Linked DNA regions of Mus musculus: region 1 is linked to region 2. The links are chromatin loops, found by intact Hi-C in ENCODE. Cell type or tissue: gastrocnemius. All regions are shown on one strand. Each heading gives the region's core, and the rest is flanking DNA. Links, peaks and the distances in the headings are about the cores only. Region 1 overlaps Srrm1 (serine/arginine repetitive matrix 1). Region 2 has its middle 17 kb from the start of Gm42327.

Evidence for each region. A loop is a pair of places that touch in the nucleus more often than their neighbours do. Peaks named below come from ENCODE experiments on the same cell type or tissue, not always from the same donor. Only the 100,000 strongest peaks of a DNase experiment are listed, where the experiment ranks them.
Region 1: it touches region 2 in a loop (2.6-fold over the local background); 9 of 42 quality-filtered maps call a loop at or near these places.

The regions. Positions count from the first base shown.
Region 1 is chr4:135,321,021-135,325,342 of GRCm38, reverse strand. It overlaps Srrm1 (serine/arginine repetitive matrix 1), which reads left to right. Exons shown (of 18, transcript NM_016799.4): 15 at 63-524; 16 at 1,234-1,429; 17 at 2,844-3,053; 18 at 3,889-4,322. The coding sequence ends at 3,996. Among named protein-coding and RNA genes, the nearest start is that of Gm12984, 17 kb to the right of the region's middle. In gastrocnemius, for the core only: no CTCF peak of the experiment used is centred there; a DNase peak (open chromatin) is centred at 2,130.
Region 2 is chr4:135,065,682-135,070,069 of GRCm38, reverse strand. No RefSeq gene overlaps it. Among named protein-coding and RNA genes, the nearest start is that of Gm42327, 17 kb to the right of the region's middle. In gastrocnemius, for the core only: CTCF peaks have their summits at 2,728 (motif pointing right) and 3,166 (motif pointing left); DNase peaks (open chromatin) are centred at 2,743 and 3,145; H3K4me3 peaks cover 394 bases; H3K27ac peaks cover 209 bases.

The DNA.
Region 1 (4,322 bases), core at 323-4,322, 260 kb before region 2:
TTTTTTTTTTTTTTTTTTGGATGCTGTCCATTTCATCTTAACGGTGTGTTGTTTTTTTCTAGGACCCCTTCTCCTCCCCCACGCCGCCGCTCACCGTCTCCAAGAAGATACTCTCCTCCCATTCAGAGGAGATACTCTCCTTCCCCCCCTCCAAAGAGGAGAACCGCCTCCCCCCCGCCCCCGCCCAAGCGAAGGGCATCACCATCTCCACCACCAAAGCGCCGGGTCTCCCACTCTCCACCTCCTAAACAAAGAAGCCCCACAGTCACCAAGAGACGCTCGCCCTCCTTATCTTCAAAACATAGGAAAGGGTCTTCCCCAGGCCGATCCACCCGGGAGGCCCGCTCACCACAACCAAACAAACGGCATTCGCCCTCACCACGGCCTCGGGCTCCTCAGACCTCAAGCCCTCCCCCTGTACGAAGAGGAGCTTCAGCGTCACCCCAAGGAAGGCAGTCCCCATCTCCAAGTACTAGGCCTATTAGGAGAGTCTCCAGGACCCCGGAGCCCAAAAAGATAAAAAAGTAAAAATGCCTAATGCTTTTGTTTGTTAGGAATATGTAGTTGTATAACATGTAGAAGAATCCTTTCTCTTACTGAACAGTTACAGAAATAATAAGCAAGCTGGTGGTGGCACACCTTTGATCCTAACACTAAGGAGGCAGAGCAGCAGGTCTCTGAACTCAAGGACAGCCATGGCTACACAGAGAAACCCTGTCTCAAAAGGCCAATAATAGTGATGGTACAAACTTTAGGTAGTGCTCACATCTTTCCCTACTTTGCTCCTTGTAGCATAAATTCCAGAGGGCTTTTCTTGGTTCTTAGCATCAGGAGACTCAGGAACTCCTCTGTATTATTTTATGTAAATGAGTATTTTGCCTGTAAGTGTATCTGTATGCCCACTTCTTGTGGGTGTCAAAGAGCCCAAAAGCAGATGTCAGTTCCCTTGAAACGATAGTTGTGCTTAGCCGTGAGCTGTGTTGGTGCTGGGACATGAACCCCAGTCCAGAGCCATTTCTCCAGCCCCTGACAAGCACATGAGACTGATAACAGAGCTGATACTTTAGGAACGTGAGAGACTGGTGTCACTACTGTGCTACAGGATGACCCGTCAGGAAAGTGGCAGAATTGTAGGGAATGTGTGACCATGGAGAACACTTGGATGACAGAAAGCTTGATGTGTGTGTCGTTGGAGTGTGTTCTCAACTTTGTCTTTTTTTCCTCTCTGTCTAGGGCTGCCTCACCAAGCCCTCAGTCCGTAAGAAGGGTTTCATCTTCCAGATCTGTCTCTGGATCTCCTGAGCCAGCAGCTAAAAAGCCGCCAGCACCTCCCTCTCCTGTGCAGTCTCAGTCACCCTCCACAAACTGGTCACCTGCAGTACCAGCCAAAAAGGCTAAGAGCCCAACACCAAGCCTGTCCCCTGCCCGGGTATGTGCCTACCTGGTTTTGGACATCTTTTATAAATTAGTCGGCTGGGGGTGGGGGACAGTACTTAACAATTCCAGGTCTCGGTGGACAGAAGCAGGGTCAGGAGTTCAAGACGAGCCTCAGCTTTGGCCTTGTGATTATACCTCAAAAAGACCAGTTAGTGGGTGAAATTCTTTAAAAGAATAGAAATTTCAAACCCAGTGTTGTAACATGCTTCTAATCCTAAGCATTCCAGAGGCTACCCTGGGCTACACCGTCTCAAAAAAAATGAAGTTACAAGTTAGATTCAGTTAAAATAATTTATATAAATTTAATGTAAAGACAGTACCTAGAATATGGTGGTTCCGTTAAATCTTTTTTCCACCCCAAGACAGATTTCTCTGTGCAGCCCTGGCTGTCTTGGAACTCTCTATAGATCAGACTGCTACTGCCTCTGCCTCCACGGTGCTGGGATTAAAGGAGTGCACTGCTGCTGCCCTGCCGGCTAAGTAGTCTTTGAATCTTGTAGTATGGAAGTGGTTAATGTGCAATAGAAACTGTACTTTGAATCGGGATTTGATTCTCTTTTCTAGAATTATCTATGTTCTAGAGAATCTCTTTGATTCTCTTTCTAGGCTATTGAAGAGTAAAAACGGCTACGATGCTCAGTGCCTGGCACGAGCTGCTGGCTTTGGGATTAGGTTTCGTTGCCTGGCTGTAGGCCAGCTTGTGTTTGAAGTGCACTGGTGACAGTTTGGGTAGCCCATGGTGTTCGGTAGATGCAAAGATAGGATTGGGGATCTTACTAGATGAGGGCGTAACTTCCAGGGCTTATGGAGACTCTGCCCTGTTGTAATGGGATATCTGAGCTAGAAGACGGCTCAGTCAATTCAGGCACCTGCTTCCAGGCCTGAAAACCTGAGGATGCACATGGTAAATGGGAAGGACTAACTCCTGTAAGAGGGACATCTCTGTAGAGGAGTGAGGCAGACCACTCCCACTCTTAAATGTGTGTGGTTGAGTTTATCCTGGCATTGTATTGGGCTAATGGCACTGCGAATTGGAATCCTGCTGTGGTTAGCTAAGTGTTGTCAGAGGTTTATAATTGCTCTTCATTGAATGCTCATGGTCAGGAGCTGGAAGGCAACTTGTGTTGCTCAGGACCCCAACTCTTGTCACCCACTCACATCCTGAATCTGGGAACTTGGCTTAGAGTTAGTAAGGAAACTGTACTGAGTCGGTCAGCATTGAGACTCTCCAACTGGCTGTGGGTGGACCCTGGCTTTAGTGTGTGTCTCACTTCTCTGAGAGTGCCCTCATTGGTGCCAGTTGTCTTTGCACAACTGTAAAACATCCATTTGTTTGAAATTCCCTCAGAGCCCCCCCCCCCAAAAAAGAAGGATTTTAATCACCTCAATTACTTCACTGTTTCTAGAATTCTGATCAAGAAGGAGGTGGGAAGAAAAAGAAGAAGAAGAAGGACAAGAAACACAAGAAGGATAAGAAACACAAGAAGCACAAAAAACACAAGAAGGAGAAGGCTGTGACCATAGCCACCCCAGCTACTGCAGCCCCTGCAGCTGTTTCTGCTGCCACCACCACATCAGCACAGGAAGAGCCTGCAGCAGCACCAGAGCCCAGGAAGGTATTCACACCGCCTCTGCCTGCTGTCTGAGAAGTGGTTGTGCTTTTTCTCTGTAGTATTTTGATGTTTCTTGGTGACCTGCCAGAATCAAGAGTACAAATGGCTTCAAAAAAAACTTAATGTGTTTCAACTTTTTACAACTACGTTCAAGGGACAGCACAGGGCCTTTTGCTGTATGTAGATTGGGCAATGTATGCTACCACTGAGCCACATCCCTAGATATACACAATAAGTGCAATTTAAAAAAAAAAAAAAAACTTCCCATAAGGGACAAAAGTGGGGGCGTCTCAGAGTAACTGATGACAGTAGGGTCTGTGTGTGCTCACCCATCAGTGTGCATGTAGAGGCCGTTGATGTCTCTCTCTCTTTCTCTCTTATTTTTATTGCACTTTACAAATCCAGGGTCATTTGCAGAGTTAATTCCTTAGGATGGGACACAAGTCATCAGGGCTTGGGGCAGGCTCCCTAAGCTGTCTTGCCTAGAGCTCACTGTCAGCACTGGGGCGCTGCAGGCGTGCTGTCATCTTACAGGGTCCGCGTGCTTGCATAGTAAGCATAGGAACATAGCTCAGTTGGTTGGGGACTTACTTAACTTAATGCTCAAGGACTGGATCTGATTCCCTAGCTCTCGTTGTACTGGGTATGGTGGTAAGCCCAGCTCTTGGGAGGGCTGATCTTGGCACCATAACAAATTCTAAACAAGCCTAGGCTACAAAGCAGCCCTGCCTCGAGAGCTTTGGGTGGCTTTTGTGTGTGCAGAGCTGTGCAGTTGCTGTACTCGGGCCCCACTGTGTCTCAAGACTTAATATGTGCCTGGGTTGGGTTTGTTTTTCAGGAGACTGAGAGTGAAGCTGAAGATGACAACCTTGATGACCTAGAGAGGCACCTGCGGGAGAAGGCCCTGCGGTCCATGCGGAAGGCTCAAGTGTCCCCACAGTCCTAAGCGGACATGTTTGTTATGTTGTAAATTTTATTTGGTTTGTACTCAATTCAATTTCAAAATTGCTAAAATGTGTTTGAGCTTTAGACTATAACATTTGTTGTAATAATTGCTAGGTTGAAGTTCACCATGTTTAAAAAAAATGGGGGGCATGGATTTACATTACAAAGGCGTCCACGGTGTATTAGTGACATTCTTCCATTGACATTTAGAGTGAAATATTTTATGCCAAAAAAAAAATCTCTTTTTTAAAAAAGGGGGTTTGACTATTGTTGGCATTCTTGTGGTTCCTTTAAATGCCCTTACCTCTCCCAAGAGGTTGTTTTGTT
Region 2 (4,388 bases), core at 306-4,305:
TACCCTCCCGCTTGGCTAGAAAGGGGAAGGCGGCCCAGACCGGGAAGTGGTTGGCTTCTGATGACTGCGGGGGACCGCCAGCCCTGAGCAGGAAGTGGTCAGCCCTTCCCATCCCGGCCAGCCGGGCCTGCCTGAGCTCACCCTTGGATGGAGCTGGCCTGAAAGTCCCTGATCTCTGCCCGCTCTGGAAGTGGCTTTATTCTTAGAAACTCCACTCCAACCGGGCCCCCCGTTTTGTGGCTGGGGGGCGTCTAGGAACTGGGGCTCTCAGTCCGGGTCTGCCCTTTCCTGGGGCAGAAGCACAAGTCACGCGGCCTCCACAGCTGGCCGTGTTCCTTGTCTGTTCAGTTGGGGTGCAAAGCCCTGTCTGCTACCTCAGGGGGGACACTGTGTCCTGAAAGCCCACAGCTGGAAAGTCCCCATGGTTTTCATAAAAAGGATATAGCCAGGAAGGGAAGCAGGTAGCCCCAGCTCTAGGCCTGGCAGGTACAGGGCTGATCGGTACTTGCTTACTCTCAGCCTCGGCCTAATGTGAGACTTTGGTCAAGTCTACCAGTCATTGTATCCTCCCTCCCTCCCTTCCTTCCTTCCTTCCTTCCTTCCTTCCTTCCTAATAACTTATTTATTCATATTTTATGTGCTTTGGTGTTTTGCTTGCATGCATGTCTATATGAGGGTGTCACATCTTGGAGTTATAAGACAGTTGTGAGCGGCCATGTGGTTGTTGGGATTTGAACTCAGGACCTCTGGAAGAGCAGTCAAGGCTCTTCATCACTTAGCCATCTCTCCAGCCCCCACTGTCCTTTTCTTCTTGTGTATCTGTGCCTGTATTTACACACACGTGTGAGCATGTGCAGACGAGGGCACGTGCCTGTGTGAAGGCCAGAGGCCGGCCTCAGGTGTTCTGCCTCAGGAGCCTCTGATTTTGCTTTTGTTTTTGTTTTCAGTCAGAATCTCCTTGCCCTTGGGCTTGACAGATGGGCCAGGCTGAGGCTGTCTGGTCAGTGAGCTCGAGGGTCTGCAGGCTCTTTCTCCTTGGCGATCCCACCATATGCACACACCTGGCCCCAGAGCTGGGATTACAAGTGTGTACAACCACACCCAGCTTTATATGGGGTAAACTCAGGTCCTCATGCATATATAAGCCTCCAACCGAGCCCCTTCCCGGCCCCTCTGGGCCTTTCTCTATGGCCAGGGGACAGGTCTTAGCATCCAGGATGGTCACAGGACCCAGCAAAAACAACATGCACAGAGACACTCTGGAATGTTCTCAGTGGTACACTAAGAAGCACTTCTTAGTGGAACTGGACCCGAACTCACATCTTGTAGGCTTGGAGTTTGCTACCTGGCCCTGGGCCTCCCAGTGTGGGAGAGAATTCTCAACCCCTTGGACGGGCCACCAGAAGAAGGAGCCCACTTACCTGTTCCTGCCTCCATGGAGAAGTGACAAATCTCTTTGTCTGGTTCCAGCAAGTCTCTGAGATGCCATACTTGGGGTGGGACGGGCTCTGCAGTCCTGGATGGCCAAGCCCACAGTGGAGTGAAAGGCTAATCTGCCTGCAACAGGCCCACAGCCCATGAGCCTTAGGGACATCGGGGAGTTCCGACTCAGATTTTGTCAAATGCTTATAGGCAAAATTAAAAATAAAATAAAATGAAATGAAATGAAATGAAATAAAATAAAATAAAAAAGAGCAGTCTGCCTTCCTGCCTCGTCTGTAGAGGAGGAATAGGAGGAGCCCTGGCGACAAGGAAGAGGGAGGATCAGTTGGCATTCCGGTATGGCTCCTTTTTCTGGGAAGCTCAGAGCTCGCCACGTCTAGGTTGGCAATGGCTGGAGCTGAAGGAGTCAGCCCCATTCATACAGTCAGGCTGGGTCTGCCTGTACTATCCCCACCACCACCACCTAACAACAACGTTGTCACTGACACCCCCACCACCGGCAACATCACTTACCACGGTTGACACCATCTCACACCACTGTGACCATCACCGCCCTTACCACCTCCCCCTCCCCCACAGCTCACCGTCACCTTTGCCTCAATTACCAGCCACTACTGTCACCATCATCACCACCGCCACCACCACCACCATCTTCACCACCACCACAACTAACACCACCTCCTCTATCCCCACCAGACCCTGGGCCAGCCACTTTGCCTCTGTCACTACTACAGGAAAAGGACTCCCTTCTCCAACTGAAGCCTCGCCTACAGACTCACCCCAGTGGGGATGAGGGCCAGCCTCAGGGCTCTGCCATGGCTGCAGCAGTCAGACCTGCAAATGCCTGCTGCAAGATGAACATAAGCGCTCTTGGAGAAAGGGGGCAGAAGAATCTATTACAGAGAAGAGACATGTTGACCACACACACGGTCTTCGCAACTGACGGACGTGAAGTAAGACACATTATGCTTTTCAAATTACTCTTGGGGAGACAAAAGCACAGAAATTTAAAGGCTTGTCCAAGGCCAGGTATCTAATATAGAATGAGGCTGTGATTTGAACCCAGGAACCTCACACCAGAATCCCCAATCCTGACCACTTCACTACACTGCCAGATTGGAGGCCCAGACCCTCACTGTCAGCAGTATCATTGACCCTGCAGTTTTTAACCTAAGACACAGTAGACGCTCAACAAAAAGAAGCCAGTTTATTGATAATACTGAAGCCCCTCCCCCACTCCTGCTCCTTCCTTCCCTGAGCCCGCCAGGCCGGAGGCTGTTGCTGCAGTTCCATAGCCAGCCAAGAGAGGGCAGCATGCAAAACAGTTCAAGAACTTTCCCGGGGCGCCAGAAGGAATTGGGAGGAAGTGGAGCTAAGACTTTGTGGCTGGCGTGAAGGCAGTTAGTGACCCAGAACAAATTCAAACAGACTCTGATGAGACGTGTTCTCTCATCCTCAGCTGAGATAACTGAGGGCCAGAGATGGAAGCGTCCTTGTCCACGATCACACAGCCAGTAAGTGGCAGAGACAAGTTAACAGTTTCAGTCTTCTGATTCGTTTTTCCCTTACCCAAATGGAAGGCAAGGAGATAGACCAGGCCTCCTCGCGTCTGCAGGATAAGACCAGGAACAGGACTAGCCTATGGTAAAAGTGACTAGCCCTGGGCAACACCTCACACCTGCACATAGCCCGGCCGCCCCCTAGTGGCGATGACGGTCAGTTTTCGTAGGCTCTGATAGTCTCTGCATGACCTTGCTAGCTGAGTTCTTCCTGAAGTCACCACTGCAGCTCTGGCGAATATGGTCTCACTCCTGGAAGACTCCTGGAAGGGGGAGGGGCTCTACTTTCACAGAGACGAGACCCATTTTCTTCTAGGAATAGCATCCTCTGATGAAGAGCAGAACTTACAAAATTTGCAGAGTGCCAGTTGGTGAGACTTTGGGGGTGGGGTGATTAGATAAGGAAGAAGAATAGAGTACATTTTAGAGAAGAGTGGAGTTATTAGCTGTGTCCAGAGGTGCCTGAGCAGCTAGCCCAGTGGAGAAGAAATGAGCGAGAGATGCAGACAGCATTCCATGCAGATGAGATAGCAGTACAGAGGCCCTCGGGCTGCTCTCCGGGGCTCACGTAGATAACATAGATACAGACCACTGTGGTTCCCACTTCTCGGAGACTCCTAACTTTTCGAGGATCTTTTGAGCCTTGTAGGGAAGAAACAAAGGTTCAGAAAGGTCATGTTGGAGGTCACAGGGTAAATCAGTGGCAGAGTTCAACTGAAACCCCAGGCTTCTGCCTCCCAGGTCAGGCTATTTAGAGAGTGGCCTTGGATTCCAAAGTTTCTATAGCATATCACCACTGGCATACACACACACACACACACACACACACACACACACACACACACACACACACCTGAGGTGTGAGGGGCAGGACATAGTCTCCAAAGTGTGGATCCATTCAGGATAGGTGCCAAGAGCACCTCAGGCATGGTCTGATGCACCCAGCCATAGTGGGGCTGTAAGTGGGACATCTCCTGTGCCTCCCCCTCGGGGTGGAGGAAGTCTGCTCAGAGAGCTCATGTGCTTGCCAATTGGCAGGGGTGAGTGGCCACCAAACATCAGAGGCAGGATGACCACTGCCCAGGCCAGGAAGCAGGGCTCACCTGTGGCCATGGTCAGCATCCAGCCAGGGCTGAGGTTTGGAGCTGGACCACGGATCTCGAATCAGGCTGAGAGTCAGCATGGGGTTTGGTTCAAGGGTCTGTGGCAAGGGACAGTTACCAGGCTGGGTTCAAATAAGAACTCATCCATCGCCAGAGAGCAGAATGGCCAAGGTTGAGGCTCTCTGTGGCTAGAGGGAAGGGTAGACATGTGGGCCAGGCAGGGACAAAGTCACAGTCACAGGCCTGATCCTGAGGGCTGGACAGAGGAAACAGGCAGGTTCAC